7 separate regions of the Mus musculus genome follow, and all the other regions are linked to region 3. The links are chromatin loops, found by intact Hi-C in ENCODE. Cell type or tissue: left cerebral cortex. All regions are shown on one strand. Links, peaks and the distances in the headings refer to the core of each region. The heading gives the core; the rest is flanking DNA. Region 1 overlaps Kcnd2 (potassium voltage-gated channel, Shal-related family, member 2). Region 2 overlaps Kcnd2 (potassium voltage-gated channel, Shal-related family, member 2). Region 3 holds the start of Kcnd2 (potassium voltage-gated channel, Shal-related family, member 2). Region 4 overlaps Kcnd2 (potassium voltage-gated channel, Shal-related family, member 2). Region 5 has its middle 140 kb from the start of Gm22828. Region 6 overlaps Kcnd2 (potassium voltage-gated channel, Shal-related family, member 2). Region 7 has its middle 130 kb from the start of Gm38772.

What was found. Hi-C counts contacts between places; a loop is a spot of excess contacts. Peaks named below come from ENCODE experiments on the same cell type or tissue, not always from the same donor. Only the 100,000 strongest peaks of a DNase experiment are listed, where the experiment ranks them.
Region 1: it touches region 3 in a loop (5-fold over the local background); 3 of 42 quality-filtered maps call a loop at or near these places.
Region 2: a loop joins it to region 3, with 3 times the contacts of the local background. A loop is called at or near these places in 2 of 42 quality-filtered maps.
Region 4: it touches region 3 in a loop (2.7-fold over the local background); 3 of 42 quality-filtered maps call a loop at or near these places.
Region 5: it touches region 3 in a loop (4-fold over the local background); 6 of 42 quality-filtered maps call a loop at or near these places.
Region 6: it touches region 3 in a loop (19-fold over the local background); 6 of 42 quality-filtered maps call a loop at or near these places.
Region 7: a loop joins it to region 3, with 12 times the contacts of the local background. A loop is called at or near these places in 13 of 42 quality-filtered maps.

Annotation. Positions count from the first base shown.
Region 1 is chr6:21,422,252-21,426,602 of GRCm38, forward strand. The region is part of intron 1 of Kcnd2 (potassium voltage-gated channel, Shal-related family, member 2); the gene reads left to right. Among named protein-coding and RNA genes, the nearest start is that of Gm52855, 120 kb to the right of the region's middle. In left cerebral cortex, for the core only: no CTCF peak of the experiment used is centred there; DNase peaks (open chromatin) are centred at 2,126, 2,285 and 4,051; H3K27ac peaks cover 362 bases.
Region 2 is chr6:21,428,801-21,433,151 of GRCm38, forward strand. All of the region lies in intron 1 of Kcnd2 (potassium voltage-gated channel, Shal-related family, member 2), which reads left to right. Among named protein-coding and RNA genes, the nearest start is that of Gm52855, 110 kb to the right of the region's middle. In left cerebral cortex, for the core only: no CTCF peak of the experiment used is centred there; a DNase peak (open chromatin) is centred at 2,532.
Region 3 is chr6:21,211,709-21,216,059 of GRCm38, forward strand. Kcnd2 (potassium voltage-gated channel, Shal-related family, member 2) reads left to right here and starts at 3,638. Exons shown (of 6, transcript NM_019697.4): 1 at 3,638-4,351. In left cerebral cortex, for the core only: a CTCF peak has its summit at 2,309 (motif pointing left); DNase peaks (open chromatin) are centred at 2,319, 3,067 and 3,622; H3K4me3 peaks cover 2,230 bases; H3K27ac peaks cover 2,401 bases.
Region 4 is chr6:21,414,751-21,419,101 of GRCm38, forward strand. All of the region lies in intron 1 of Kcnd2 (potassium voltage-gated channel, Shal-related family, member 2), which reads left to right. Among named protein-coding and RNA genes, the nearest start is that of Gm52855, 120 kb to the right of the region's middle. In left cerebral cortex, for the core only: a CTCF peak has its summit at 2,037; a DNase peak (open chromatin) is centred at 3,715; H3K27ac peaks cover 757 bases.
Region 5 is chr6:19,762,985-19,767,335 of GRCm38, forward strand. No RefSeq gene overlaps it. Among named protein-coding and RNA genes, the nearest start is that of Gm22828, 140 kb to the left of the region's middle. In left cerebral cortex, for the core only: a CTCF peak has its summit at 2,613 (motif pointing right); a DNase peak (open chromatin) is centred at 2,622.
Region 6 is chr6:21,707,086-21,711,436 of GRCm38, forward strand. All of the region lies in intron 1 of Kcnd2 (potassium voltage-gated channel, Shal-related family, member 2), which reads left to right. Among named protein-coding and RNA genes, the nearest start is that of Gm30270, 140 kb to the right of the region's middle. In left cerebral cortex, for the core only: a CTCF peak has its summit at 2,396 (motif pointing left); a DNase peak (open chromatin) is centred at 2,310.
Region 7 is chr6:20,838,078-20,842,428 of GRCm38, forward strand. No RefSeq gene overlaps it. Among named protein-coding and RNA genes, the nearest start is that of Gm38772, 130 kb to the right of the region's middle. In left cerebral cortex, for the core only: a CTCF peak has its summit at 2,268 (motif pointing right); a DNase peak (open chromatin) is centred at 2,263.

The DNA of each region.
Region 1 (4,351 bases), core at 158-4,157, 210 kb after region 3:
GAGCCACTCAGGAAACCATTTCCTATCTCAAACTCTCTATGTGAGTTTGTCAGGGTTTTCTGATCCCATTCACTCAGAGATGAATTTATCAGAATTTTCTATTGATAGCCATATGCCAACATTTAAAACTTTTCAGACTTTGCATAGCTTTGGACTTCAGACTTTGGGACAAAGGATTCTCAATATGTATCTTAAAAGACAATTCAGAGTCCACTATGAAAGCAATTATTCAAGCGAAAATGGCAGCAGCAATACTGTTAGGTGACCATTTTCCAGAAGGCACACCATCTCACAACTGGCAGTTTCATTTTCCTCTAAGTTGAGCTTATTGAAAGAGCTGCCTCTATTCATATATTCTACTTCTTTACCAAATTTGCTGCAATAAGCTGATGTCTGCTTCTGTAACCTTGTTCTGTGCTTTAAAGGAACAGGAGGATAATTTGATCCATGACTCTAAATGTTGCTGATCACAAGCAATGCTCACATTACTCATATTCATATATATATATATATATATATATATATATATATATATATATATATATATATATATATATAATATTACATATGTATTATATAATATTATACATATAATCTCTATAGTTATTCAGTTTCATTACCTTTTAAACCATATGGATCTAACTGACTACTGGGCATCTCAACAGCTCCTATTTTAAGCATTTCCAGTGCTTTTAGGAGCATCATTTCCTTAGGATCATCAATCACTTCAGGCTCTTACAATCTTTCTGCCCATCTTAAAATCTTGTTTATAAAGGCCTCCCAGCCTTGAAAGAGGGAGAGTGATTCGGATATCCCATCTAGGGCTGAGAATGCCAGCGTTCCTGATTATCTGCATGTTGTTCCATGTGTCACTTTGTTAACTGCCATCTACTCACAAGAAAAATAGGAAGTTTTCACAACATAGAAACCTGGAAATAATAAAGACGGGAGATTCCCCTCACGCGGTTTGAGTAAAGTAGCATAAGTTTGCAGCTAATAGTATCCCTATCCATAGAGATCAGATATTTTTCCATATCTTGTACTGAAAAGAAGACAGTTTGTTCATGTGTGGCCCCTTCTCACTTTCTCAGTATTGTTCCTTTATCTTGGTTTCCTCTAATAATAATCCTCAGCAAAAATCTGCCTCATTGTAAATTATACTTATAATGAAATTATTCAAGATGATATGAAATCAGCGTTTGAGCTCAGTAGTCAATAAATTTGAATTCATTTTCTAATATTGTCATGAATTCTTCCCCACTTATTATTTGAAGCATTGCAGATCTACTCCCTAACAATTCTGGAGAAAGGAACTTAGAAGGCTTGCAAAACTAAATTCTAGCTGCCTATCAATCTTAAGTTCATTCTGGAGGTCATAAGATAGAATCCCTCACCCTATCTACTAGAGACTCCAAAGGTCCTATCCATCCTATAGCTCATAGTCCTACATTTATCTCCATGGTATAACATAAATCATTTCAATTTCTGCATTAATCCTCCATTCTCTTCCAATGACCTGTATCTCATCTCTCAGAAGGACTCTTCTGATTTCAGTGGGCCCAGTTGGATAGTGTAGAATAATCTCCCATCTCTAGATCTAAAACTTGGCTATATCCTTAAGGTCTCTTTTAACATATAAGGTAATATAGCTTCCAGGGATTCCTATGTAGGCATCTTAGGGCGCTCACTACCATGTTTGTCCTGAAATGGAAAAGGGAATACTATAAAAATATGGCAGTTATATGCAGGATAAAACAGGACCACATAGGAAACAGCATTGGACATACATTTAATCTTAACAAAACCAAGCTTTGGTCATAGGAGCTATGCTGTCTTGCCATCAAGTTCTCAATTTTTTGGTCTAAACTTTGATAGAATTATTGGCCTTGAAAGAAAAAAAAATGTGCTGTGGTAGTTGCTCTTCACTAAATTCTCATTTTTTTCAATTTACTAGAAAATTTACAGTTTAATTTCTGGTACATTGGAGGCCATCAGGTGTTCTTTAAATGCAGCCTCTCTAAAAAATACAGTCTCATCAGTACCATCTGGCAAGCCTACATTAACAAGGAAACAGAGTGGCAGCCTCAATCTGCTTAGGATACATCTTTCATACAGTACAATGTCAAGTAAAGCACAGATGTTTCTGATCTCTAGTTTGAATATGGTCAATGGAGGCTGCGTTATTGCTGCACATTCTATTATTAGCCATATGAACACTGAAGTCTGTGTGTTCCTTTTGTCATCTGCGAGCAGTTTCATAAGCTGTACACAACACCCTTTCTACTAAGCACTGATGCAGGGAAGAAAATGATTGCAACTAGAAGTGGGTGTTGCTGCCTAATACGTATAAATGTAGCAAGAAACCATTAGACAATGAAAGTTAGCTCCCAGATGGTACAACCATCTGGAACATAAATCCATAAAGGTACTTGTGTAGTAGTTTTGCAATGAAAAATCAGACCTCACTGAGAATTTTTAATGGGCACTTACGAACTTCACTGTTAACATTAGTGTTGATAAATGACAATTATACCTATATACAAACTTGCATTCATCAAGGTAGTCTCTAGAAGCTTTGGGCTTCTACTAAAGGAGAAAGTGTATTATAAACTAATTGGTCTCAGGGAGAATGCTTCCAGCTGGTTTAGTGAAAATCTTTAATTCCATATAAGTATAGGAAATAGCATTCATCTATTTAGATTTTCTCTTGTTTTCCCATTTAAATCCCTCGCAAATACTAACTAAATGCTTGCCTTAATTCTCTCTTACAATCTCATTTCACAGTTAGGCGAATAAGATAAAGAGAAATGGTAATTTACTTTCATCCTTAAAGTAAATAAAAAATGGAGTCCCTCTGCTCTAACATGATTTTCTCTGAAGCAGACTAGGAAATGAGAAAGGCTTCGTCTGTACATCATTGCAAAGGGTGTCCTTCTTAATCCCATTATCTTACTTGCAAGCCAGACCTGCAGCATCCTTCAGGCCCTATTGTAGTGGGAATTCTTTCTTAAATTATTTGCTCATAGTCTTCCAATTTATACTTGTAACATTCCTTTCAGAAACATTCAAAGTGACAACTATTTGGAAACTTGTTTTCTGCCACGTAATTTTAGAAAACTACATTCTTTTATGGATTTAGAAGGCCACAGCAACAAAAGTCTATCTATATTCTGTGGTTTTATTTACATATTTATGTATTTTTTTAACACTGAATTGGTTTCTCTGTTGCAGTTTTCTATGGAATGAGAGGTGAAGAACTGAAGGGCTGAATTTTCAATGTGATCTGAGAAATGCGCAATAAACAGCAGAGAGATTGATTTCCTAGAAACCTGTCATAATGAGATTGCATGGGATATAGGCCCAGCTTCAGGATTATTCTTCATTGATCCATGACTTAAAGCATAGACACTGCTGACCTTAAAATCCCTAGTGTTACCCTATTAGAACATAGAAAACATAGTCTCTGGATGATAACATGTTCTGGAAAGACAGACATGTACATATGGAAATATATGATATCTCTCATACTCACAGTTCAGAATTTTGAATTATCAACCCTACACTAAATATTAAATTAAAAACTTACTAGTTTCTCATCTGTTATGCATTTTACTGATATAAATTTCTTAGGTGTCAACCATGTGGACCTCACAAAACATATATAAATTGGATCCCTTCATTGGTCAAGCCCAGTACTCCATCTTTGTCATACCTCTGTAATGGAACAGGGTTATTCATTGGCTGAATATAATGTTAGAGAGATGTGTATTTGAAATTTAAAATTGGATTCAAGATTTTGTCCATGAGTAACATGTTTAAATTCTGTTCACAGTGAAGTGATACATATAATTTCATTCTGGCATTTTAAGTGTCTTTAGTAGATATACTGCTTTTTAGCATTAAATATGTTCTGTGAGTTCATTCTTAGCTCCCCAGTGTCAGAAAACTTCAACAAAAGGACATGGGAGATTCTAACCGCGCTAATGTTGTTAGAGAAATCATCATTAGTCAATGTTCTGTTTCAGCAGAGGACTGGGAGCTGAATTCCCATCTCCCTTTCTGTCTGTTTTTATCTGCCAGATGCATAGGATATTTCCCCAGGAAGCTTCAGTGCAATATGACAGAGGCAGAAACTAAATTAAGCGCCCAGACTTTGGCCAGGAGCTGGTGCAAAACAGATCAGTTCAAATTTCTCCCATTCACCCCAGCAGGCCACTTGTGTATTTTATTTCTGATTAAAATTATGAATCTGAAATGAATACATTAAACTGAAAATTACTCCACTCACTGATGGACACTTTGTTACTCAGAAGATACAAAAAATTGTAGGATTTGACCTGTTTCCTTATAC
Region 2 (4,351 bases), core at 235-4,234, 220 kb after region 3:
GGATGGTTTCGACATAGATATTGTTGCTCAGCTTGCCATCCTGGGCCATACAGTTATCATGCTTTAAATTCGTGGTAATAATGGTAAATAACCAAAAGCTCTGGTAAATTGGTAATAATCTTAAATTTTGATAAAATAATAACCAGACTTGAAATACATTACACAAACTAATTTGTCTCTGAATGGTCTTAGTTTTTAAATTTTTCATTATTGAATTTGTTATCTTTATGGAAGAAGCCTAGGTTTTTGTGCAAAGACTTTGTGCTAGAAACAATTTAGAAATCTTGACTTAAAAATTTAGGAGTCAGCAGAATACATATAGACTGAAAGACTGGAAACCTGTGCCTGACAGGAGTCTTGTGAGACTGAAATCTATAAGGGAAAGTGAAGGAACCAGCAGCATTCTGAACAGTTCACCATCATGCTCTCTGAAATGAGAACCAAGCTGAAATTTGTCTCTGTCAATGTGCAAACAGTGCTGTGTAGATCCCCACAGATAACAGGAAAGAACCTGAAGGTGACCCTTAAATTTAAGCTTTCCAATCATCATTTGTTCTAGTCAGTAGGTTTCCCGACCCTATGTGGACATGCCAAATCCTATTTGCACAAGCCATAGAGAGCATCATAGTGTGTGGAGCTTACACTTGTGCTGGCAATTACACAATGTGCTCCAAGACAACACCATCTTATGGTGGACCATCTAAGGAGTTGACCTGGCTACTCATCACCATGTGTGTGTTGATAGCAACAAGGAATATCTTTGAAGCCTGAAGTCAATCCATGTCAGGTTTCTTGGCATTTTGTTTTCCTGAAAAGTCTTAAATTTAGAAAGGGAAAAAAAAAGCAAAGAAGATTAATCTTTTTAAAGTACTGGACTTTCAGAAACTAGCAATAATTATATTTCTCTATACTAGTTCTTGAGTTTATTGGGTTGTAAATAAGTCACCAGAACTATGTTTGTGTATGTAGAAACCAGAAAAGGATTAAGAGAGAAGTAGTGTTCATGGGGACTTCTACTTGCATGTTATTTCCTATTAACTCTACACACATCAATGCTTTTGATAAAGTTGGTTAAAAATCTAGACAAAATAAATGGAGAATCATGAATTTCTTACCACATAAAGTCTTTGTATCTCAGATAACCTATAACTTTTTACCAGACCTTATGTATGAACAGACACACTCTGCAGCTATTCTGAGGTGAGACATCATCATAAAAACAAACCCTAAAATTTCAGAAAAGCATTTTAAAATGTATCTATTATCACATTATAAGTGTTCTCATTTTTATTTTTCTCTTAGTCCCAAGCTAGTTCCATGGTCAAATGTCCAGAACCTAAAACGGAACTGTTCCAGTTTGTATCTCAACAGCCCCATTTCCTTGTTTCTTAACCACATCCAAGTTGCTCACTCTTTTAATGGCTTTGCTATATTTTTTCTTCTGAACCAATAGTTTTTTTTTTTAAGATGGATTATTTGTGAGGCTTAAAAAATAAATAAATGCATGAAGTAACTGACACAGAGAGCAATTTTTAGCTATAGTTAGAGTGTAATCTAGTAAAAGCAGACATTCTTGGTTTTGTCACTATTGGAGTTGCATGATCCGTAAAAGCACTTATCCTACAGGGAACCTTTAGGTACACATGTCGGTTAATCAAACAGGTATCACTTAAACTAATCCACAGCATGAATAATATTGCATTAAGTAGCCAGCCCATTTTATTCATGCATTTTATAAGCTCTATATGTCAGTTAGCATACTATAACTAAATGCTCTTGCATTAAATTATTTTTCTGCTGCATGCGGTGTGGAGGAGGACAGAAGCGGGCAGACAAGGTGCAGAATGTTACTGCTTTACATAACCTCCAGAATTTTGTTCGTTCTATGGAAGTGTTTAAAATATCCATTATTTCCTCTTCTCAACGAGTTGTGTATTTATTTATATTGGAAGATATCTCAGCCTAATTGAATACAAATGGGACATCAACACGAAAATGAAGAAAGGAATAAAATATTCAACCACAGCGTGCCTGCCATGTTTGAATCATTACCATTTGCCCCAAACTTCTGAACTTCCTTTAACCTTTCCAAATGCAAACCTGTAGGGCTGGCCTCATTTTATGGCTAAGGTGGTAAATTAGGTAACCATCATCACGGGACTTGTAACCAATAGTTGCTTTGCTACCAATGTAGTCATATGGCTGCTGTTTAGTCTTGCATCAGTGCACAAATGTTAAAAGGCAAACGTATGAAGGAGTTGGAATGCAGTAACTTGGATTGGTTTAGAGGCCACATACTACATACTACCTTAACCTACTAGTTTACTATCTGCTAACTAGCTGTGCATCAAAGAGCTTAGAGTAAAATTCTAAAGAAAGAGGAATTTACATTTAATATTAAGAGAAAGAGTAACAGACATCAGTGAACTCCGGTGCATTCTGTGGGCTATGGGTGAAGATATGCCTATGTATGTCCCACAGTTGTGACAAATGTGCCACTTTGGTCCTAGGTGCCAGCTGTCAGGCCATATGTGCAGGTTCTAGGAGTGAGAGTAAATGGGTACACCCTGTTCATGCTACCCAAAATTGTGGTGAACCTAAATTTGCTCTATAAAAATAGAATGTATTAACTTTTAAAAACTATGAAATCAGAATATACTTATAAAGTGCATTGCAACATAGTACAAAGAGTTTGCTTGCTATACTATCCCCAATCATGGTTGTAACTTCAGTCATCTTTTGCTTTGCTTGCCACTGAGATTTTCCAACTTACATAGTAAAGATGCTTGACTAAAACACCAAGGAAAGAAACAATTATTCTTCAAGGCAATTTGTCTGAGAGAGCACTACAGCTAGACAAATACTGAGAGCATTTATCTGGAACTGTTAGACTAACATTTGAACAGTATAATTCATTCACATTTGTTAAATATTTTCTATTTTAGCTCTGTACTTAAGAGATGGAATTGGGATGGATGTCTATGGGACTGAAGAATTAGTTCAGACAATAAAAAATTCACTAAATAAGCATAAGGAGTTGAGTCTGATTCCCAAAATTATATTTTAAAAAATCTTAGTTTTGCAGTCCATTTCTGGCCATAACCTCTGTATTTCTTGTCACAGTTTTTTTGCTTTTCTTCAAAACAATTACAGTCCATCATTTTCTTATACTAATATAATAAGGATGATCATGATATGTTCTAACCACATATTCTTCATTAATCATTGATAATTAATCCCACTAATTTGGCAAAGAAACAAACAAAAGCAAAACAAAGCAAAACAAAAAAGTACCGGAAGGAAATGTAACCAAAATATGGACTTGATAAAGGTAATTATGTATAATTTCTATGTTATCATTTAAGGTTACTTCTGAAACTTGCCAAAAGAGGAAATATGCACTAACACATTTATGTGAGATAAAGTGCATGGTAGACATTAAAGATGATATTGATGTGCAATATGCAGGACTTGTAATTCCCCTATCTCTCATAGATTTCCTCTATGTATGCTTTTATCACCTAGGATTGCCCATAAGTTATCACCTAGTTCTACTTACTACTTGCCCCATTGATAGCAATACATTGTATCACGTTTTAGGGGAAAATTGTGTGAGAAAAGTAGTATTTTCATGTTGTGTAAAGAGGTGGCAGGTAGCAAACTCCCTATTACCATCTCTGTGGGCCTCATACTGATGACAAAACATGGAAATTAGCTTGTCCCCAACTTAGATGATAATTCATGTAAAATATATTTTTCTCTCAGTAACTATAACAAAGGTTTTTTTTTTCTGAAAATGTAAGTATCTACTTCTTTAAGTGATAATTTCCATAAACATTTGTATGTATAGGCACAAGATAATAAAGGAAGCCGGGAGAAAAAGCCCTACCAAACACCTGTACCACTGACTCTATGAGAGTTTATTGTTCTGGCCTCTAGGTGTTATGGTTTCTACCAGATGTGGGAGACAGAATGATCTTACAGTGTCATCTCCAAATAACCATGCTAAATAATCATATTCAAAGTCTGTATAAGGAAATTATGGTCTACTTTAATAGTGTATAAATCATTAATGTGTTTTACATCATTATATGGTTTTATAGAGGTGATAGTTGATTTGACTGTTCCTTATACTTCAAATGAGAACATTCATTTAAGCGAATGCTACCCAGAGAAATAAGTGCTTTCCGCACCTTTGCTGCAGAGAACAATTGAAACCAATGTATTGAAATTCATGACTCATACTTGACTTCAGGCAATATAAACTTAAAATTCAAGGATGTAGTGGTATGTTCAGAGGCAGTGTGAAGCTACCTGAATATAGTTTCATCAATTAGAGACAAAGGAAAAG
Region 3 (4,351 bases), core at 277-4,276:
AATGGGTTAGTAGATTACATTTTCTGTACTTAGAAAGTTTGTGTTCTCCGAATTCATATGTTGAAATGCACTCCACAATGAGGTAGCAATAGGGCATGGAGGTTTGGGGAAACTATTGCACAATGAAAGTAATGATTAGACCAGACATTTCAAGGCTGGGATTAAGCCCAAGAGGACTGTCTTCTCCTCCTACTACAGGAGACTGTCAACTCCTGAAAACAGAAAACAAAGACTCACTACATATCAATACACTCGACCTTCCAAAACTACTGGCCACTTGACCTTGGATTTCTGGCTTCTAGAACTGTGAGACACAAATATATGTTTTCATAAATTTCCCAGTTTGTGACAGTTCAAGTGGACTCAGAGGATATGAGTGTTACCTTCTGGCTGTGATTTAATAGGATTTGAAGTGATACCTTTAGGGGAAGTAGATGATAGTTATAAGGAACCCATACCTATACCTATACCTATACCTATACCTATACCTATACCTATACCTATACCTATACCTATACCTATACCTATACCTATTTTTAACTGGTCTTAAGATTGTTCTTAACAACAACAACACCTCTAAATGCCATGTAAGAATGAATTGGTAGTCAGCATGGGATGGATAGTCAGACATACTGGGTCACTGTGTGTCTGCTAGGGGAAGTAATAAAGGAATGAGTGCCATCAGGGTCCTTTCCTGGTCTTCACTTATCAGGAGAGGAAAGGAGAAACTGATATGATTAGGAGATGGTAGTGAATTCAATTTTATTGTGCTGAGTTTTCTTTTGCTTCCCATTTAATCAATATGGTATAGGATACAGGATGGGAAGGAGATGGGGATGAACTGGAATCTTGGGAAGGGGAAGTGAAACACAAGCACTCTGTTGGGTTTTCAATCTCTGTATGTTTCAATGAACAACTGAAAATTAAAATGTCAGGTTCTTGCCTGTTGGGAGAGGGAGATATGCTTTATTCAGAGATAAAAGCAAGTATGATGTCTGTGGGAATTTCATGCACAGGCTGGATAAGATGAATTGTGTGAGCATTAAAATAATAAAACAGCTAGTTTCCATGTTCTTAGTAAAACACATTGAAACTTGAAAATATTATCTTTCATTTTTACAACAGGGCTAAAATGTTTTGCTTTATTATCTTTATTTTTCATTCATAGACGTTAACTAGTTTGTTAAATAAAATCAAATCAGTACACTATTTCCTGAGCAAGGATCTGAATATAGATGTGTTTAACCTAAGCTTAAATCTAGGTAAGTTTAATTCTCTGCACCGTGAGTAGCTGCTTGTGAAGAACGGATTACAACGCCTTCCCAAATTGTAGATGTTATGTTTTCTAAGGCTTCTCATGAAGTTAAGTATTTATTTTATGCTTGTAAGTATTTGATCTCCCAGTGGAAAGGGTCTGCTTCAAAGTCTGTTCCATCCTTACAGGGTAGGACGATATAATGGGCTTTTAGTACCTATGCCTCCTACTTATTTGGGTGGCTTGCTTTCTTCATCTTGCCAAGGTGCCATCTTTTTTATTTGTGCTAGCTTATTTTTTTATAGCAATTGGAAGGCAACCCCCTCCTTTCAATTTGCTAGTTTTCAGCCTTGCAAGCCTTGCAAGCATCCTTCACTTGGCTAATACAAACAAACAAACAAACAGCAGGTGTCCTAAACTTCCCTGGCACATTAGCTCCAGCCTTACGACCTACCAGCCCTGGAATTCCTAACCCGGCACGGGTAACTAAGCACAGAGAGCAAACATCCATCTTGACAGTTAAACCCATATAATACAGGGGATGTTTATTCTCATTCTTTGATGATTTTTTTCTATACTTTAAGTTCATAGGTTCTCTTTGAGCATCCATTTAAAGTGGGCACATCAAGCCTAGAGTCTTTTGGAAGTCAATTTCTTTACAGCAAATCACAACCCACTTTCCTTCTAAACAAAAGACAAAGCCTTGAATAATAAATTTTTATGTAGAAGTCAGTCTGCTCTTTCTAGTGAACTCCACTTTTCAATGGTCTTAATGGTTTTGTTGATCATGCTTTGGTACTTCACATGTAATTTTTCAAAGACATTTCAATAGGAAACTCTGTACATCATATTCCATGTCCATCAGAATGCAGTCTGAAGCCTGAACAACGCGTGACATATAAACACTGAAAAGGTGGGTGGTCGCAGGAAATTTAAAGATGTTTACGTGATCAGATTCTCTGTTGAATCAGTAAATTTTTCTGATCCTTTGCCTTTCTAAAGCGGCAACCTTGGATGTAAATTTAACTTCTCGCCACTCCCGCCATCTAGTGGCCATGGTTGTTAAAAGCTTGGTTTTAAGGAAGACACTTAATGACTGGGGGCGGGGTACACGAAGACCAAAATCGGTTGGCCACTACAATTTTCCTGTCTCTCCTCACATCACTCACCCTTCACCCGGGCACCTTTTCTTTCTTCGGTCATTTTAGATATGGGCAGGGATGCGCAAAGGGCATGAAGAGACACACACTCTAAGAGACTCACGCCCCTGCACACTGACATTTAGAAAAGGGTCTAAATTCTCCTGTCATTTGCAAAGGACAGGGGGAAAGGAGTTGTGGCAAGACCTAACCAGAGGAGATTTGTGTGACTTTTCCAGCAAGTTGGACGGGTAATATATTAGCCTTAGTAACATTAATATCTGTTTTGAACATACATAATTTAAAAAAATAAATAAAGGAACGTGGGAGAGTCACTTAAAAATTCTGTCGCGGAGCTTTGCAGGTTCTGCGACCCAGTCGCCCCCCAAAGGCAACCAATTCCTTCGCGTTCCGCTCTGTTCACCCTCCTTTCCAGCTTTTCTCGAATCTTTTTTTTTTCCTTGCCCCCCTTTCCCACGCTCATCTGGAACCGGGGCTCCGGAGGCAGCAGTAAGCCACCGGTCCCCTTCCTCCTCTCTTCCATCAAACAGCCGCGGCCGAGTGCCTTGAAGCTTCCCTTTGTTCATCCAAGGCTCGCTCATCCCCGGGGTAGAACCACCTGGATGCTCTCGCTTGGTGACATTTGGCGTCGAGGCTGGTGGGTGGCTAGGGTGGAGCGAGAGGAGCCCGAGGGGGCGGGGGCGGAGAAAGGTCAAGGCGAGGGAAAGGCAGGAGACGCCTTTGCCTAACCTGCGTGGCGGGGCTTGCGTGCGGCTCTCGCTCTCTTCCCAGCTTATTTATCGATCGCACCGGCAGAGCTGCGCGCGGTGCTCGGGGGAGATGCGGGACCACCCACTGGCGGGGAAGCAGCGAGCGGCCCTCTCGCGCCCCCGCGCCGCCGAGCGCCTCCTGCCTCCGCGCCCGGACGCCAGCCCGCTCCCGCCTCGGTCCCGGCCCCACGCCGCCACCGCCCGCCCCGCAGCCCCGCAACCCCGCAGTCCCGGCGCCCCGCAGCCCCGCAGCGCCCCGACCCCGGGGACGCCGGCCGCGCAGTAAGTTGGCAGGAGCGAGTGGCCTGGGCGGCTCGCCTCCCCCGCACCTTTTTGAACTTGTTGCTGTTGGCTCTGCTCGCCTGCGCCTGGCTTTTGGGAAGGTGACAAGGAGGAGGGAGGCACGGAGGGTGGGGGAAGGGGACGGAGAGCTCGCCAGAGCTTTATTTATGCTCCCCGGGAGCCTGGGATCTGGCTGCTCGGGAGCCGCTGGCTCTGCCTTTCCCTTTCCGGGTACAAGGCGACAGCAAAGTCTCTATGCAACTCAGCCCCGGTGCGCACTTTGCCAGGTATGTACCGCGGGCGAGGCGCGTTCTGCGCGGAGGCAGATGCTGCTGCCGCCACGGCGGCGGCGGCTGCCAGCTCCCAGGCTCTATAACTGTCACACTGCACCTGAGCTGAACTTGAACAGAGAGTGAAAGGGCCCATCGGGCAAACGCTCTCGGCTAGCGCAGAGGGTGTCAGTCGTCGTTGTGGGGGGGAGAAAGAGCTCTAGACCGACGCCCCCCGCCGCGAGCCCTGCACTTCACCTCCATCTCTGCAAGCGCAGCGTGAGTACAGGCGGCCAGCGGACTCCAAGGGACGCGGGACAGCGGCTGTGACCGCATCTCCGGAGCTACAACAACAGGTCGTCTTTTTGAGACGCCTTTGGCGGGAAGGACCACTTCAGCAAAAGGGGAAGGTGAAAGGGTTCTTTCTTTTAAGAGACTACCACTGACTGGTTGACTTTCCCTGTTTCCTCTCTCCTGCTCTATATACCGACCCCATATCTACCAGACTGTATCAGGGGAGAAGCGAAGACACCTGTTTGAAGCCAGGCTGTCTCCGAAGTCACCTGTACGTTTACATGTGCCAGGACCTGCCCTGGTCCAACTGTTGGCAGAGATTTGTTTAGGCTTTATGGAGAG
Region 4 (4,351 bases), core at 137-4,136, 200 kb after region 3:
TACTAGAAGTGTGTTCTTTCCCATCAACACTTCACAAATGATAACCAAGAAGATGGAATTAGGACTTAAGAGCTGTTTGTTGTTAATTTGTTTGTTTGTTTGTTTTATTGCAGTTCAACTCAATGAATATTCATTTGTAAGGCATGCTAAAATATCCATTCCTTCTTTCAGAGCATCTGTGAAGCAGACTGTATTCAGGACACAAAAGAGCATACGACTTACTTAAGCAGAAGTCCTAAGTGAATACTGGGTCAATTACAGAAGTGTTTCTAATTTGGTAAAGCCAAGCATGGGCCTTACATTGCCAAAAATACTCCCAAAGCCACACTTCAAAACTAATGTAATAAAAATAAAAGGAAATGATAACTGTATCTTGTGAATTAACTTCCTAGAGTAATGTTCTCTTTTAAGGATTCTGCAAGGAGTATTTCAAATTCTATATCTACACCAAGACAGAAAAGAGTCAACCATCTTACTTTCTATAAATAAACAAAACAGTAGATGAGAGAGTTCCAATATGAGCCTTATATGTTCTGAAGGTAAGAGATTATAAAGGAGAACACAGGTGAAGAAAATGAAAATGTATAGCATAATTAGCTGAGAAATTTCAATTTATCAAGTTTACAACAAGAAAAATAAATGGACATATGAAGTTCATAGATCATCTTCGGCTCTTGCTCTAACATAACATTTCTCAACTACATGCAATGGTCAGTGAGTAGTATTTAAGTTTATGGACAGAAAAATTATTTGATCTTTTTTTAAAAAAATTCAGTTTTATTTTCTTTATGGCTGTTTTGCTTGAATGTATTTCTGTGTGCAGTGTTCATGCAGTGAGCACAGAAGCCAGAAGAAGGCATTACATTCCCTGTAACCAGAGTTGAAGTTTGGGACCCACCAGTTGGGTGCTGGGAACCTAGCCACAGTCCTGTAGAAATGTGGCAAGTCCTTTATAAAATCATCACCATTAGTCTCTGATTTTCTTTATGTATAAAAAAAATTCACTCAAAAACAAGTATTTACAGTAGAATTGGGACCAAGTTACTCTTCTCTTTCTGATGGCTTTCACATTTTCCCATGTGAAAGCTAAAATAAAGGAAATGAAGATTTGCCTCAACTCTCCTCACCTCAACTGCTTGAGCCAGTTTCTCTGCATGCGTGTGTAGAAGTTGAACGAACCTCTGTCTTTCTGACGTAGAAGTTGTGAGGTGACTTGAGAGTGTTCTCATTTTTATTTATTCCCTTCTTATAATCCTTGTCCATAATTCTCCATGTTGAGTATTCTGTTCTGAAGCCACCTTTACTTTGAACTTAGTTGACCTTCTTCATGACCCCCTTACCTTAATGCATTATTTAAAGCCTAAAAGCCTGAAAAGAATTCACTTTCTTGGGTTTTTTTTCCCTTATAGTTTTCTATTGTTGCATTGTTAGATTATACTGTGTTATTTTGCAATGTGTGTCTGTCTGTCTGCCTGTTTGCCTCTCTCTCTCTATTTATCTATCTCTATCTCTATATCATCTCTATCTCTATCTCTCTCACTCTGCATGTTTGATAGATGATAGAAAGATAAAATGCAAATATATATAGGCACACATACACACTACACACACACACACACACAGGGAGAGAGAGAGAGAGAGAGAGAGAGAGAGAGAGAGAGAGAGAGAGAGAGAGAGAGATTCCTCCCTTAGAAAGTGAACTCTCCAATATCAAGCATGGCTATAAAATATCTTCTGCCTATGGTTCCTCAATCATTGAGATTTCCAGATTATAGAAAATAAATACCATTTATTAAACAACCCATGAAATAATTGGTGCCTTCCAATTACATAAGTTTATTTTCTTTCCTAAAGTTCTAGTAACTAACCTTGGAGCATCATAGTCTTGTCCTTACACCTGTGAATTCAATGCTAGGGAATGATTTTTGTCACTGTCAAATAAAGTTCAACAGGAAGACACTTCTCTCATCCTCCAGATATCAGCGAGGAAGGAATGCTCAGTGAGTCTGCAGTATCTACTTTCCATCCCCAGGGGTCCTTCTCTCTTGCTCTGCCTGCCAATGAGTCTCATTCTGGACTTGAATCTAGACAGAAACTAAATGTTCCTAATTAGAAGGAAATGGTTTCCATGTTCATGTTTGGAGAAAGGGAAACCCTTTTCCTCACTGTGACACAGGTCACCAGCTTCCTCCACAACTGAGAGTATTGCTGTGACATTTGTGTTGATGCAGACAGGTTTCCTTAGAGATTTCTATTAAGTGTTACTGTAGACTGAGCACTCTAGGAGCTTTAAATGCTATAATGTAATTGAATTTGAACCACAATAATAGACCTCTAAATTATTATCCCCATAGTTCAGCTTGAAAACCTCAAGTAGGAACAAAATAGGCAACGGTCCCAAGGTCCTCTGTCTGCTGGCGAAGCTTATACTCAAACATTTGTCAGCCTGATTCCAACGTGGTATTTCCCTCCCTATATCCTGATAGCAAATAGCTCTTCATGCATCCAGTTTTTTTTTTTTTAAGACATCATTTTACTTTTATTCTCTGTCCCTAAAGGCATCCTTCAATTACTAAAATTCTTAAGAAAAATCCATTTGTACCAAGGCTTCTCATTTTAAAACATTTAAAATTATCATCTAGAATAGAAACAACAGAAACAATTATCTATTTAGAACACATGTAGAGAAGTGAGTTACAAAAAAATTCTAAAAGCAGCCCATGGACATAGAAGGGGCATTTTTATACCAAAGCTCATTATGTTTTACTAGCAGAAAAAAGAAACCCTAATTTGAGGGTTCAGCCTGCCACAACCACTTTCTTTTCATCTAAAGTAAAAGAAACCCATATAAGACAAAGAGTTTTAAGAGGCTTGGCATTCTACATTCAACCAAGACAAGGAAAAAACTTAATTAAAGATTGTGAAAAAAATTAGTATCTTCCTGGATATGTGAGGTTTCTATTTTCTATTATTATTATTATTATTATTATTATTATTATTATTATTATTATTATTATTATAGTTGTACTTTGTTTTGTTTTGTTTCTTCAATATATGAGGTGAAAAAGAAAATTATTTTGTCCATTGTTTCTACGCATGCCTTCTTGTCAAACCTACCTGTTTCTGCTCCTCCTGCTCCCACCTGGCCTGTCATAAGCTCTCCTGAGTATCAAAATTCTCCTGGGACAGGGTACTGCCTCAGTGGTCCTTTCTTAATGGCAGCATCTTCTTTAGTGCTTCCTGCTCCAGACACACTAGCTTAAAACAGTTCTCTACAGCCTCCAGCTTCAAGGGTGATCTGTACCTGTTCAAGGCATCACAGGTAATTAGCTGTAGTGGCTTGTCAGCTGCCACAAACATGCCTGAGTTGTGGTGGGAAATATTTATAAGAATGGATGAGTCCTTGTATAGGTTTTCAAGGGAAAATATTACTACCTTTTTTCTCAGATTAAACACTTTTCCCATAGTTCTCTGGCAGCAAGCAGTCCTAACCACCAGCTACTTCAGATATTTTGCCTCTTCTCTCACCCCTCCTCTAGACACATTCCACCTTCAAGAACCCAGATTTTTCCACCAGTGCCCTAGTCAAATGCACATGACTCTGTTTCTTAAACTCATTTTCATTCATATTGTCGTGTTCACCATGCACGTGGCCCTGGAGACAGCTCAAGATCTGAGCTGCTGTTCTAAGTGACGTAACTGAGAGAGCCTTCTACGAACCACCGAGGTTTTCTAAGAGGCTCAGATGCCTTTGCAAAGGAGGCTATAAATACATATGCAGATTAATGGAAATCAGGTTATTTTTTGAAATATAGAATGCTATTTTTGTTTTTTAAACAGATTTCTGCTCCCGTTTGATTTTGCTTTTGTCACCTTCCTGAAATCATAATCTTCCCACTCCTGTACTTGTGGGTTTCCATTGCAGATCTAACAAATCAGTGACTAAGCTTAGTAAATTAAAGAAAATTTAAAATATACTAGAGACAGTTGAGCACATACATTTATTCCTCTCAAATAACTTCTAAATTAGTTACATCAGTATAAATGGAAACTATGATGCTTCAGTGTAAGAAATATATAGAATTATAAGGTTAAATCCTCATAATCATATCTGATGTGTAAGGAAAACTAATGAGGTTTTTAATATTAATTACTCTCCCAATGTAAATGTTTTTATAGTAATAGAACACACTCAAGAAATATTATCCAAAAGCTCCAGAAAAAAATACATTTGTATACACACACACACACACACACACACACACATATTCCCATGTATATAAACACATGTAAATGCACACAGGCATATATATATGCAAACATATACATACAGTAGTCTAAATGGCTAAAG
Region 5 (4,351 bases), core at 131-4,130, 1.4 Mb before region 3:
GGCTGCTGGACAGCTACACACATCAGACTTTCTCAACTTCAGTAATCAGATTGAAAGAACAAGTAATGGCTATTTCATTATAATGGTCCTTTGCTAATATCCATCAGTAGCCTTATGTTGAACATCTAGCTTATTGTCCATACATCACTCTCTTGTATGTTTATCTAAGAAAAAAGGAAGCATATGTTTTCAGAAAGCTAATTAATTTACAGCCACAATATTAAGCATCCAAAGGGAAAATTAATACAAATTTCCATTAGCAGTGAGTCAATTTAAAATATTATCAAAGAAGCAAGTAGTTGGTAAGCACAAGCATGTAGATAATTCCCAAAGTCATTAATTTCTATGAAAAAGCCTGGAAAATATGGGATGCATTCTTTCAATACATGCATATGACTATAAGTATTCCTGCATAGATGGAAAGATATATTGAAACTCATGGAGCCCCAAAACCACAGAGCTCTGGTGGAACAATAACCCAATGGAGAGGAATCCTGAGATATGGGAGCCCAGGAACCACATATCTTTGAGAGGAAGCCTCCTCCACAGAGGCGTTACCTACTTTGCCTCCTCTTCTTCACCATTCCAGCTCCCAAATGAGAGTATCTCCAGCTGAGCTGGACAGCTGAGGACTCTCAGCCCTGCTCCACTGCTTCCCTCTTCCTGTCACTGCTTCTTGGCTTTTAATGAAAGTCTTACCAGGTAACAAAACTCATAAAAAGTAATTTATGGGGAGGTGACAAATCCAGGATATGGAGGGATGAATACAGAGGTGGCTGCCTCTGGTACCAGGAGACTACAGTCATGAATTTAACAAAGGACATGGCTTATGTAAGATTTCTTAGAGGGCAGGGGTTTTTCAGGGCAGAGGTTTTTTCCATAGTGGAGATTGGAGGATTTTCCTATTCAGGGATTGGTAGGGTACTGTGGGAAGCTCCGGAGTTGGCTTTGTTTGTTTGTTTTTTGTTTGTTTGTTTTGTTTTGTTTCCTTTTTTACTCCCCTTTTCACTGCACCAAGGTCATGAATTAGGACAGGACTATGACGTTGTAGGTCTGCAAGTGAAATTGGCTAAGGTGCCATCACTGCAGAGCTGCTTGGGAAGGCTGGAGAGCAAATACTGCCAAGGTGAACAACTTCTATAGCAGTCCCTCATTATGGCTATGGGCAAGGAGCGGGAAAGGTGGCATTGCTTTACAGGTGCTGCAGCTTGGACAGATGCTGCTGACATTGGAGAGCTCCTAAGGCCAGAAACTGGGGCAGGAAAGAGATGCCTCTGCTTTGACAGCCCCTGCTTCAAGCTCCTCAGCTACTGCAATAGGTAGATATTTGCATAACAGTAACTTATGTGAGAAAATTGTCAAATGTTAAGGGATAGATGGAGAGTGTGGGGATGAAGAGTTGGGCCAATCTATAATCTGTTAGTAGTTACAAAAGTATAACCAACCATTAAAACGCATAGATCTCTGCTCTAAATGGATCAGTATATATTGTGTATAGATGATTTTTCCCCCTAGACTTGATACAACTGAAAATTTGAAATGAAATGCCACACCCCTATTTCTGGGGTTCTTAAAAATGTTTATTTTACAACAGAAACGTGTTCAAATTCAATAATAATAGAACAGTACTTTTGGCATTTATAACTATTTTCATACTGAAGATAAGAAACAGTGCTTTTTATTGAATATTGTAAATTCATTTTAATTTTCAATAGAATCAACTATAAACTTATTAAAAAGTCAATAAATAATGTAATATTTTTTCATAAGTTTAGTATCTTCTTATAATTCTAATGTAAGATCAAATGTAATACAATCAGGAATTACACTGGTTGTCGACCATACTGAACAAAAATTGTGGGAGTGAAATCCTAGGGTAATCTGTACCAAAATGTTGTGCATGTGGGTAGATAGTTTTAAAATAATAAAAGAAATATTAAAAATTTAGCACCTCCAGAAAAAGATGTATAATACATTGGAAAGCAGCAATAAAATACAGTTTTGAATAAAGGAATCACTGATAAAAATTTAAGATGAAATAGTTTAAATATTGATCACAGAAAACTCCAGGATTCAAAATTACTTTTCCATGTGGGAAAAAAAATTACAAAGTAAATTTGAAAGTTTTAAGGGTTCTGTTTATATAAAAGCAGCCTTTGTTTGGAAGTTATACGGACTTATTAAAAGTTCCACTCTAGACAAATTAAAAAAATTCTCAGCAAGTAATTAAGATATTTTAATGTACAGCCTATATTAAGTTATACAATGGTGAAAGGACTAGAATGAAGAGGTGGGACCCCCTGTAAAATTGTTCTTAACTGAATTCAAACTGGAAATCAACCACAAGATCTGAGATGTTTTATTTTTGTAATTAGTAAACATTGGGTATAGATACCGAAAGAATTAATGATGCATATAGATATAAAATATGAAGAAATAATATTGTACGCATGAGGTGTTAAATACTGTGTGTTGCTGAATATAATTACCATTGTTCATAGATTGGAGTCTTAGACATTATCTTTTTCTTTCTCTTATTGTTTTGATTAATATAAACTAATTATATACAGACTTTACATCAAATCACACCTCCATTTTCAGATAATTTTGCTCCAGGAGATGGCACTGTAGTGCTTTGTTTTATAGTGCAGATACCAAATCTGTAAGCCACAGGTTATTTTCACAATGTGTTGATAATCTGAGCAAATAAACAAACTCCCTTGTCAATATATAATCTACCATTATGGATCTCTTATATAAGGAATTTTTTTAAGGTTTATATTTGAATTAGGATGTGTTCTACATCAATGTTTTATGATTTTAATGAAACCTTTATTTTATGAATATATTTGAAAAATCACGAAACCCAAACAATGAGAGCCTACAATATTTATAATTCCTGTGTCTGAGACTGTAACGTTACACAAAGAAATATAAAACCCACCAATGCATATGAAATTAGAGTTGATAAATGCTAGTAGTATTATTGACAGTGATTATAAGTTCATTCAATATTGTATAATTTCAGCAATTTTAGTTGATACATATATTACTATATGAAGGACTTCTGACTTCACATGAAAAAGATGTAAATAAACTCCTATAGTAGTCTGAATTCAACATAATTGTTGTTCATCAGTTTTTATATTTGTACTTATTACCCTCTATTCATTTCTTTTAGATTCTATGAATGGGATTTTTTTTCTTGGTTTTTTTTTTTGTTGTTGTTGTTGTTGTTTTGTTTTTTTATTTTTTTTGAAAATAGATTCCTTTTCATACAATACAATCCATCCATATTTTCCCCTCTCTCCCTTCCTCCCAGGTTTTCCTGGTCCCCCCTCTCTGATACAGATCTATTCAACTTTTGTTTCCCTTCTGAAAAGAGCCAAGAGTCAACAACCAAACACAACAAGCAAGATACAATGAGACAAGGAAAATACCCCCATATTGAGGCTAAGCAAAGCAACCCAGCAGAAGGAAGAGTCCCAAGTTCAGGCAAAGGTGTCAGAGGCATACCTCCTCAGACTGTTTAGAGTGCCATTAAAACATCAAGCTCACAGGCATAGCATATACACAGAGAACCTGGTGCATACATCTTCTGGCTTTGTGGTTGCTGCTTCAGTTTTGAGCACACGCAAAACATGCTGTGTTGTATAGATGAATTTAAATCTAGAAACATGGCTGCTCTGGCTGGAATTTAGACTGGACTTTAGGACACACCTTTAATTCCAATGTACACAAAGCTAGTTTGTAGAGGAAAGTTTAGTGCAGGTCAGCACAGGCAGTTGATGCCAGAGTATGAGGTAGAACAAAAAGATTAATTATATTGCCAAAGTTAGTTTGAGGTCAAGCAAGTCAATTCAGTGAGAATGTGAGAGAGGCCAGATAAAATCTGTTAGCTTGGAGAGGAGTTTCAGCCATAACAGTTGAGTTGAATCACACAGCAGGGTTCAGAAAGAACTAGAAAGGGTGAGCTTATTTAGCATTAAGCCACTGAGACAACAATTACTGAATAAAAGTTATTTTTACAGTGCTGATTCATGGGCCATGTTCTCCAGGTTTCCTCCATCCCTTCTTACTCCTACAATCTTTCCTTCTTCTCATACATGCAGTTCACAGATCTCTGTCAGGAGGAATCTGATGGAGACCTCCAATTTAGATTCTTAATCTGTATCAAGTCTGCCTGTGGGTCTTTGTACCAGCTTCAATCTGATGCCAGAAAAGGTCTCTCTAATAGTAACTAGACATGGCATTGATCTGTGAGTATATCAGAATATCTCTAAAAATAAGTTCACTGATCCCCCACCCCCTTTGGCCATTTATGTTTGGAACCATCCTAGGTCTCTGGTTC
Region 6 (4,351 bases), core at 134-4,133, 500 kb after region 3:
TGCATGTTATCTGGTAGAGGAAAGAAGATTGAAGCCACAGCAGCAGGTACCTGAAGGAAGCCACTGTGTGAGAGCAGCACATCAGGACTACACACGAAACTTCCCGGAATAGAAGAACACAAATAGGCCTCCTCTGGAAGCTGTTGCTGTCAGCCCGAAGCCAAATGGCCATATTTGCGGGAACCTTGATCTGCTTGCTGGGATAATTTTATTTCGTTGAAAGACAAGCTCGTCTCCTCTAATGCACTCCCCAGGTAAAACCAGAGTGGAGCCAGCTTGGCAAAGCAAGCACCATACGATGGTCTTTGCAAAGGATTGCTAATGCTCCCGACTTACATCAGCCTAAGATCAGCAGTGGCAGGACAGGGAGAAAGGGAAAGTCCGCCCCTTCCAAGGATGGTGTGTGAGATTATGATAACTGCCACTGGCTGGGCGTCTGAGCTCACAAAATTCTCCAAACAACTTCAAGGCATTTAACAATGCTGGCCATAGTCACATGACAATAAAAAGCATGCAGGAAGTGGGGAAATGTCGGGTTGCTACCCCTTCATCTTGTTTAAAGTCACTAGATTACAAGCAACTCCTCTGGGTATAAGAAGGAAGATACATTGATAATACTGAACCACTTTGTGTGACCATTTGAGAAGGTGCCAGAGAGGAACAGAAAAAATAATGAACTGCTCTGGTCCTGGACATGAGAAAGAGAACGAGAGAGAACTATCTCTCCTTGGTGTCTCCCTTGTTTCTTATTTGCCTCCAGACATCATCTTGACAGATTTATTTAAGCACTAAACATTTATTGAGCTCTAACGATTTGCTCAACAACAGACAAGGTCTGTGGTAAAGTCACTTGATACTGATGACAGGATCCTTGACCTGTTCCACCTCATGGTTTGGCAAGAAAGTACAAGCCTCTAAAAAGAAAACCAATTACAATTTATTAGTTGCAAGGTATAAAAGAAAAAGAATGAGTAGTCTCACTGGACCCCCAGATAAATGGTCAAGATGTTCTTCAAATGAGAACTGACATTTGGGCTCTGTCCATTTGAATTGCAGTTTTCTCCAAAAGATGTATGCAGTAGGAATGCAAAGAAACTTGTTCTAAAAAGAACAAAGTTGCAGTAGCCCAGCATCTCCATTTGACCCAGGACAGCTATGAGTTCAGATCAACATAATATTATAAAGTTACTCAAAACCTTGAGGGTTTTTTTTTTATAAATAAATTGCATGGTTATTGAGCATGAAGTTTAGATATGATAATATGCAACATAGCGTCAAAAGTCTAGACACGCCCAGTGTTAGAATGATGGAAGTAATATTATGTTCAAGTAACAAAAACAGTTCTGTGTTGATTGTAATACATCAGATGTGTGGATGAGCAGCTGAGGGAGAACCAAGGGTCCATTTGTGAAATGCTATGAGGATCTGAATCATAATAAAGAATTTGATCTCTTTCTTCCCGGTGACGGACACTAAGGTCTTCTGCCAAGGAAAGGGATGATCAGGATAAAGCAGACTGCTGAGGCAGAGATGAGGTGGAAAAGCAGAAAGTATCTTGTACTGTCCCACGGCTGGGGACACCATTCCTGTTGAAGCTGGACAGTATTCTTTGATTTGAATGTATGCCCCCCCCAATAATCAATTATACATTTACTGTCATAACTTTTAAAAAATGATAAAAATCTACTTGAAAATAAGAAAACATTCTTCAGACAGGACTCTGACGTCTCTTTACTGTTGGCATTCGTTCAGGCAATAAATATTTTATTAGGTCATGACGTTGCAACCGTCTGTTCCATTTATGAACTTTAAATCCTTCCCTTTGTGATATGAAATATGGAATTCAAGTAGAAAAATCAAAGACAAAAGAATTTGTTGTTAAAAAGGCAGAGTCCAAAGAAACCCAGTGAGTAATTCTGAATAGAAAACCCTTTTGGGTGAGAATGCTTAGCCCATGGGCTGAAGGCGTGGTGACTCTTTCATCCTTCCTTCTCCATTTCTATATACATCCTGTCCTTAAAAGTCCCTCATTTACACTCCAGAGGCCTAGTAAAGAGCTTCTTGTTTAAAATTGGGCATTAGTGATAGCTCACACTGTCACTGTAGAAGAGGACTTATCTTTTTAGAAGAAGCAAAATATTGTCAGAATTAGTTCATATCCTTGAAATTGGGTAATCTGTGAAAATGGTGGGATTTTTTTGTGTGCTGTTCAACTATTTCCAGAGTAATAAGATGCCCAAATATATCCTAAATGTTGAGCGTATGTAGGCAAAGATAAGGGATCTGTGCAGGCAATTTACTGGAAATACTTCTCCGCATCTCAGCTTGAGAAGACCAGAAAAGACCTGGTTTGTTTCCAAACTTTCGTTTAGGTTTTTATGCCCCCTAGTGGGCAGTTAGTATTAATGCAGTTGCAAAATCATGTAGCTCATTTGGCAGCCTTTCTTTTTGGTCAATTGAATTCAGACTCTGTAATCAATAATATATGGCATTGAGATTCCCTTAATGGTTACAATAATGTTTTAAATATTATTGAGCCATAATAGTAACTTAGCCAGAAGACCTCAATCTATGAAAGAGAATCTTCCATTTAAATGGTTTTCTTTCGTTTGGCTATTCAACTCTCATAGACTCGGTTATAGAGTGGTTGTCCAGTATGAGTGAGGATTTTCTTCTCCTTAAATCAAACAAGAAGGTCTCAGGAAAGGGAAAAATTATGTGAAGAAGCAGAACTTTATTCCAGACAATTCACCATAGAGGGTCCACATTTACCCCACTGAGCTTTATTCATGAATTCCCTGAACGTCTATTTTCTTTCACTAAAGACCTCTAGTTGTGAAAGAGAACCATCTAGTTTCCCCTTTGTCATAGAGGCTGAATGTGTTAGTTTTCTGAACGATAAAAAGATTCTAAAATATACTTTTAAAAGAATAATAGTTCATAGATTGGCTGAAACAAAAGATAGCACACAATTCTTGAAATAATGTATGTGAAATTCTCAAACTATGTAAGAGAAGGGGATTGACTCTTTGGGCAAAATAGGCGAGAACAAAGTCATTGCTGCTCTTAGGCAAACATTGATTTCAAAATGTCAAAGAGCAATCTTACCACTGTGAAATTAATACCAGAGCCCCTCTGGCAAAGAAGGTCTGTCCCACAAGCAGGTGTTATATGGCAACACTTTAAAAAGTCATTTGCTATTTGCAAACATAGCAGCCACTATAAAAACTATCCATCAAACTGTGATCCTTCTAGATTGCAAGCTGATGGCAGAAAATCCATGAATAACATAGCCACTGAGACCCTAAGGGATAGAAATATTAGTTAATAAGTAATCCAGTTTCCGGGTCAGAAGAAATTGTTTTGTATACCTCTTGGATTAGCACTCAAGCCAAAAGAAAAACAGAAAGAAAGAAAGAAAACCCTCAGATACAAAATCATAATCAGTCACACACGCACACACACACACACACGCAGAGAGAGAGAGAGAGAGAGAGAGAGAGAGAGAGAGAGACAGAGACAGAGAGACAGAGAGAGACAGAGACAGAGACAGAGGCAGAGAGACAGAGAGAGACAGAGACAGAGAGAGACGGAGAGGGAGAGGGAGAGAGAGAGAGAGAGAGAGAGAGAGAGAGAGAGAGAGAGAGAGAGGTTCTTCCACCAGGATATTATACATATTATGTACTTTCATCTAATTTCTAAAGAAAGCAATCCATCTTTCAAACATGCCTCCAGGAATTGATTTGTGCCTAGATGAGTTGTTTGTATTTTAACTAGTTGAGTGGTTGATACACAGTAATGGACCCACCCAGCACCTGGATTCCTCAGCAGACATGACTGTTCTGGACTTCACTACATCTACCCGGGCTCCAGTCATTCTACTTCTCATACCTGGCAACTTGTGACTTTCCATCACAGAACAACAAAGGATTGGGCATGAGGTTGCGCACTGCATTCACTCTAATATCAACACTTTCTTTCTTCCTTTGGAACAAAAATCCCTTCTATGTGAATGATTGTTTTTTTAAACATCACTCCTGTCTCCTTTCTCAGTGTCCCTGGAAAACAGATTTGTAAGCCAGGACTTTTCTAGGGATATTACCCATTACAATGGAATATTACCCATTATACTTTTGTTGTGTGAATGTATATATATATGTATATATATTCTTCATATTAGATAAGCAAGAAAAATAAAAGTCATATGAATAAAACTAGAGGTCTACCAATGGAGCATTCAAAACTATGTAAAAACTTTGAACTTTTTGCAATTTCTTAGCTGTTAATTTTTTTGTAAAAATGTCAAATGGTGAAATTAAATGGATATAGATAAAATTTTATTTACAATATG
Region 7 (4,351 bases), core at 164-4,163, 370 kb before region 3:
ATAGGCTTAATATATATGTATATATGTAATATAAATATTTGTATAATGTTTTACATGTAATCTACATATATGTATAATTATAATCAACATAGTACATATATTTATATATAATATATAATACATATATTACATGCAGTATATACCTATATTCCTATATATGTACTACATACTATATTTTAGATAAAATACCCATTTAATATATATACATATATATTCTCTGATATTTACATGTATATAATATTCTGTTTCTGAAACAGGAAATATTTAATATATATATGTATATACATACACACATACACATATATATGTATATATTACAGTGAAAATATCTAAAATGCTTACAATGATGTGCTCTCCACAAATCTGAGTTATGTATGTAATTGTAACTCACTGTACTATACATTCAAAACACCACAATTCATATGTATGGTTTCTCAGAAATGGTGTTTTTAGGCTACTGAATGGTAAAATATAACTGGTCGCATTTTTACATATGAATTTATTAGTTCTATATTCTGTCCATTTGTAGGTAGTTCTAGTAGTTGGATGTAGATGCTCTCCAACATAGGAAGCCAGTACTTACCACTGAACTAAATCTCTAGAATCTGATTTTATTATTATTTTTTATGAAAAATAAACACCTTTTGGGATGTAACATAATCCTCATTATCTTTATTATTATTTATTTTTCTAAATACACTTGAATTTCTATTTCTAAACACTAATTTTCATATTTTTGGTAATAAACAAACGGGATTTCAAGTGAAATAATAAAATTGTGATCATTTATAAGAAATATGTCACTCATGAAAGTATTTTAAACTTACCACAATTACACGCTTTCTTACTCAACCCTATCATGTTTGCTTCTTTAAACCTTGATTACTTTTGTGTTCAGTATTTGAAGAGATGCTGAGGAATATTGATGCCACCACAAGGTCAAAGATCTAATACAAATAGGAAATAGGGAGGTTTGCCTCTAACTCCATAGAGAAGAATAAAAGCACTTGAGATTTGGACTGAGATGCACAGAAACAGAAAGCACTTGGCAAAGATGTAAGAGAGGATTATTACAAGGCTGGGTTCATTGATAGTGCTCACATTAATTCCCTTACAGAAAATAAAAGACTGTCTGCAGAGCAAGGGCAAGGTTGCTACATAAGGAGTTTTGCTGGTATTTTGTGAAAACTACTTCAGTACTAAAAGCTTGGGGGCATTTTACTCAGAGTTGCTTTGAAATGCTTCCTCGTGCTTCAGCTTCTAGAGAGGGCCTAAACAGATCTTAAGGGTGTTTACAAACATTTTTATGTCTATGATCTGTCAAATGTACCTCCTGCATTGCCAGACAACCTCTTTGTCCAAAAGGCCATGCAGCTGCTCCTGCAGTGAGCTAAGTGTTGAGAATATTGCCATGTAATAATTGTGAGGATGGTGAGTCTTTATAATGAATGAATCTTTACTATATAAACTTTACAGTAACACAATGCATCATTGAAATGTCCCTAAGCCTATCACTACAAACAGACACTGTGATTTTTACTAATAAATCCTGAATAATCTTGGAGATATAATCACATCAAATAGTCTTTATTCATTTTTAATAATGATAAATATTTAAACATTATTATTTGGGGAACAGGCTGAGTTTTGAGTTTTATTTGTTTCTAAGTATAGAAGTTAAAACAAATAATGTCAGTCACCAAGCAAACTTTAAGCTAATTATAAATATGCACATATTTATATGTCTATATTATGTCATTTATATGTCTAAATTAATGAGAAGGAAAACTAAGATGATTTAGAGGACCCTGGATTACCAAACGACTCAATTGTACCACATTAAGATCACATTCTTGATGGCTCAGATCATACTGCAAATGAGACCCGGTTCAAACTAAAGCCAAGGGCAGTCAATGAGTCTATTTGCGAAGACCTGGGTAAATCTTATATTGAACATGCCTAATAAATAATTTCTGTATAGAAATAAATTGAGTTTAGTAAAACTTAAACCTTTACCCTCTTGAGAAGTATTAGCTAGCATTGACTAAATTTCCTCCTCAATTATTTCTTTGTAATAAATGTGTAGGCAAATAGGATACATTATCCCTTCTGCTTCTGATATTGCAGTGGAGCAGCTAGTCTGGGAGAACATAGAAGGGGTATTGCTTAATTACGTTACAGATTATTCTCATTCTATAGGTTTTCTTGGAAATAATTACTTATCTCATTAGAGAACAGTTTTGGTTTTCAGCAGTCCATATCATAAACAACACCACAAGATGGCAGTGTTTCAGAAATCACTCCTTTGAACAATCATTCCTAAAATGCTGTATCTTAATGACCAAAAATGTTTAATTGCCATTAGAAGTGATTAATAATTAATGATTCTCTAATGTCTGTGTAGCAATACGCTAGTCGTTTTATTTATGTACTAGAACTGTCAGTTTGATTGTTTCAAAGCATTGGAAAGCATCAACATATAGATCATCTGAGGCCACGAGACTGCCAGTAGATGCATAAATCTCTCACTAGTTGGTGGTTTGTAATTATAAGCTTATTTTTAAATTGTTTGAAAATAATTACTCATTCTAAGACATATAGGTTACAAATGAATTAAGTCATCAGCAAGTGTCTCAATAACGAGTACTAATTTAAAACTCAAGAATTATTCCTAGTAAGCGAATATATTTTTAACGAGAAAAATGCTTTAAATACAGATTTGCAAGTATATAAACTAGAAATTTCAAAATCATGAGGCATCAAGGGGAATTAAAATAAATCATGTTATCATAATATCTGATTTCAGATTTTAATTATAATGTCATTATATTAGTGAAAATATTGTTACCAGTCAAATGTTTGATAGGGCTGCATCTGTGCAATGTCAATTATTTTTCTAGTAGCAAGTATGTTAAAAAAAGACTCATAGACATATAACCCAAATATTTCAATTATAAAGTCAGTTTCTTTTTCCTTATAGACAGTAAACTAGCAACTTTGAAAGATATATAAAAATTCACATTTTCAAAAGGCTCTGTTTCTAAAGAAAATTGTAAGATTTTTCCATGTTAATTTATAAAATTGCATTGCTACTGACTTATGACAACTTAAAGAATTTCTGAAAACTAAACTATTATGCTTTCTGTAGTATCCTGACAAACCTTTCCACTTGGTTTGTTTTTAATATCTATCTATCTATCTATCTATCTATCTATCTATCTATCTATCTATGTGTGTGTATGTATATATATATTCAAAGCTTTAATTTTTTAGAAACTATTCAGACCCAACATTATCTCTGTATACTGTTAGCTAAAATGCCAGTGCTTTGTTCCATCTGTAGATATTTTAGTTCTTTTTGTTCCTTGTTTTTGTTTTCAGTAATTATTTTGTATGTTATAATTGGATGTATGATATTAAAACCTTGAATTTAAATATTGAATTCAGAAAATTTTGATTCAAAATTTACCTAATTGGGAAGGATGAATTTAATATCTGGATGTGTATAAAACAAAATAAATATTTACCAATACTACATATAAGTTCTATGACAGTGTCTATGGAAGATGTCCATAGTGTAACATACTTAACATTGATGCAACTCTCTCCATCCCCAAGGAAGAGCACTGAAACCGCATCCCAAGAGAGAGGCAGGCACAGATGGAAAGACTCCTGAAACCGAGACCTGATTTTCCTAAACAGAGACATTAGGAACTTTGAGTATGAATCAAAATAGAACAAAACTTCCTATTTTTCTAATCTTTATTAGAAAAAATATAAAAGACTACAACAATTTGAAGAAACCATAATAGTCCTTTGTCAAATATTCCAATACTGACTGTATATATCCACAATTATGTTTTTAAATTTACTGTCTTTCCCATGCTATAATTGTCAATAATATGCAATATTTTGCTGATTTCAAATTAAGTTGTGAATGTTTCTATTTTTTCAAATATTTAAAACTACACTAAAATGTTGGAGATTTGGCTCATTGGCCAAGAGCGTCTGTTGTTTCAAAGGACCGGGGTTCCACTCTCAACACCTACATGGAGGCTAACCTCTTCCTTGAACACCAGCTCCTGTGGTACACAGACACATATGAAGGTAAAATACTCAGACATTTAAATAATAAAAACAAATCTTATTTTAAATTTGTCTAATGTATATTAGGGAAATTTTAAATATGGCTAAATACAGTTAAATCAACAAAGTTTGACGGCAGAAGTGTGAGTCATTGGGCAGATTTATCTGTGAAAATCGGAAAACTTACAGATGCAATATTCTGAAACTTGGGAATTCCCTCTTCTCTGAGTCAATATACATTTCCACCATGAGAAAGTTAATTATA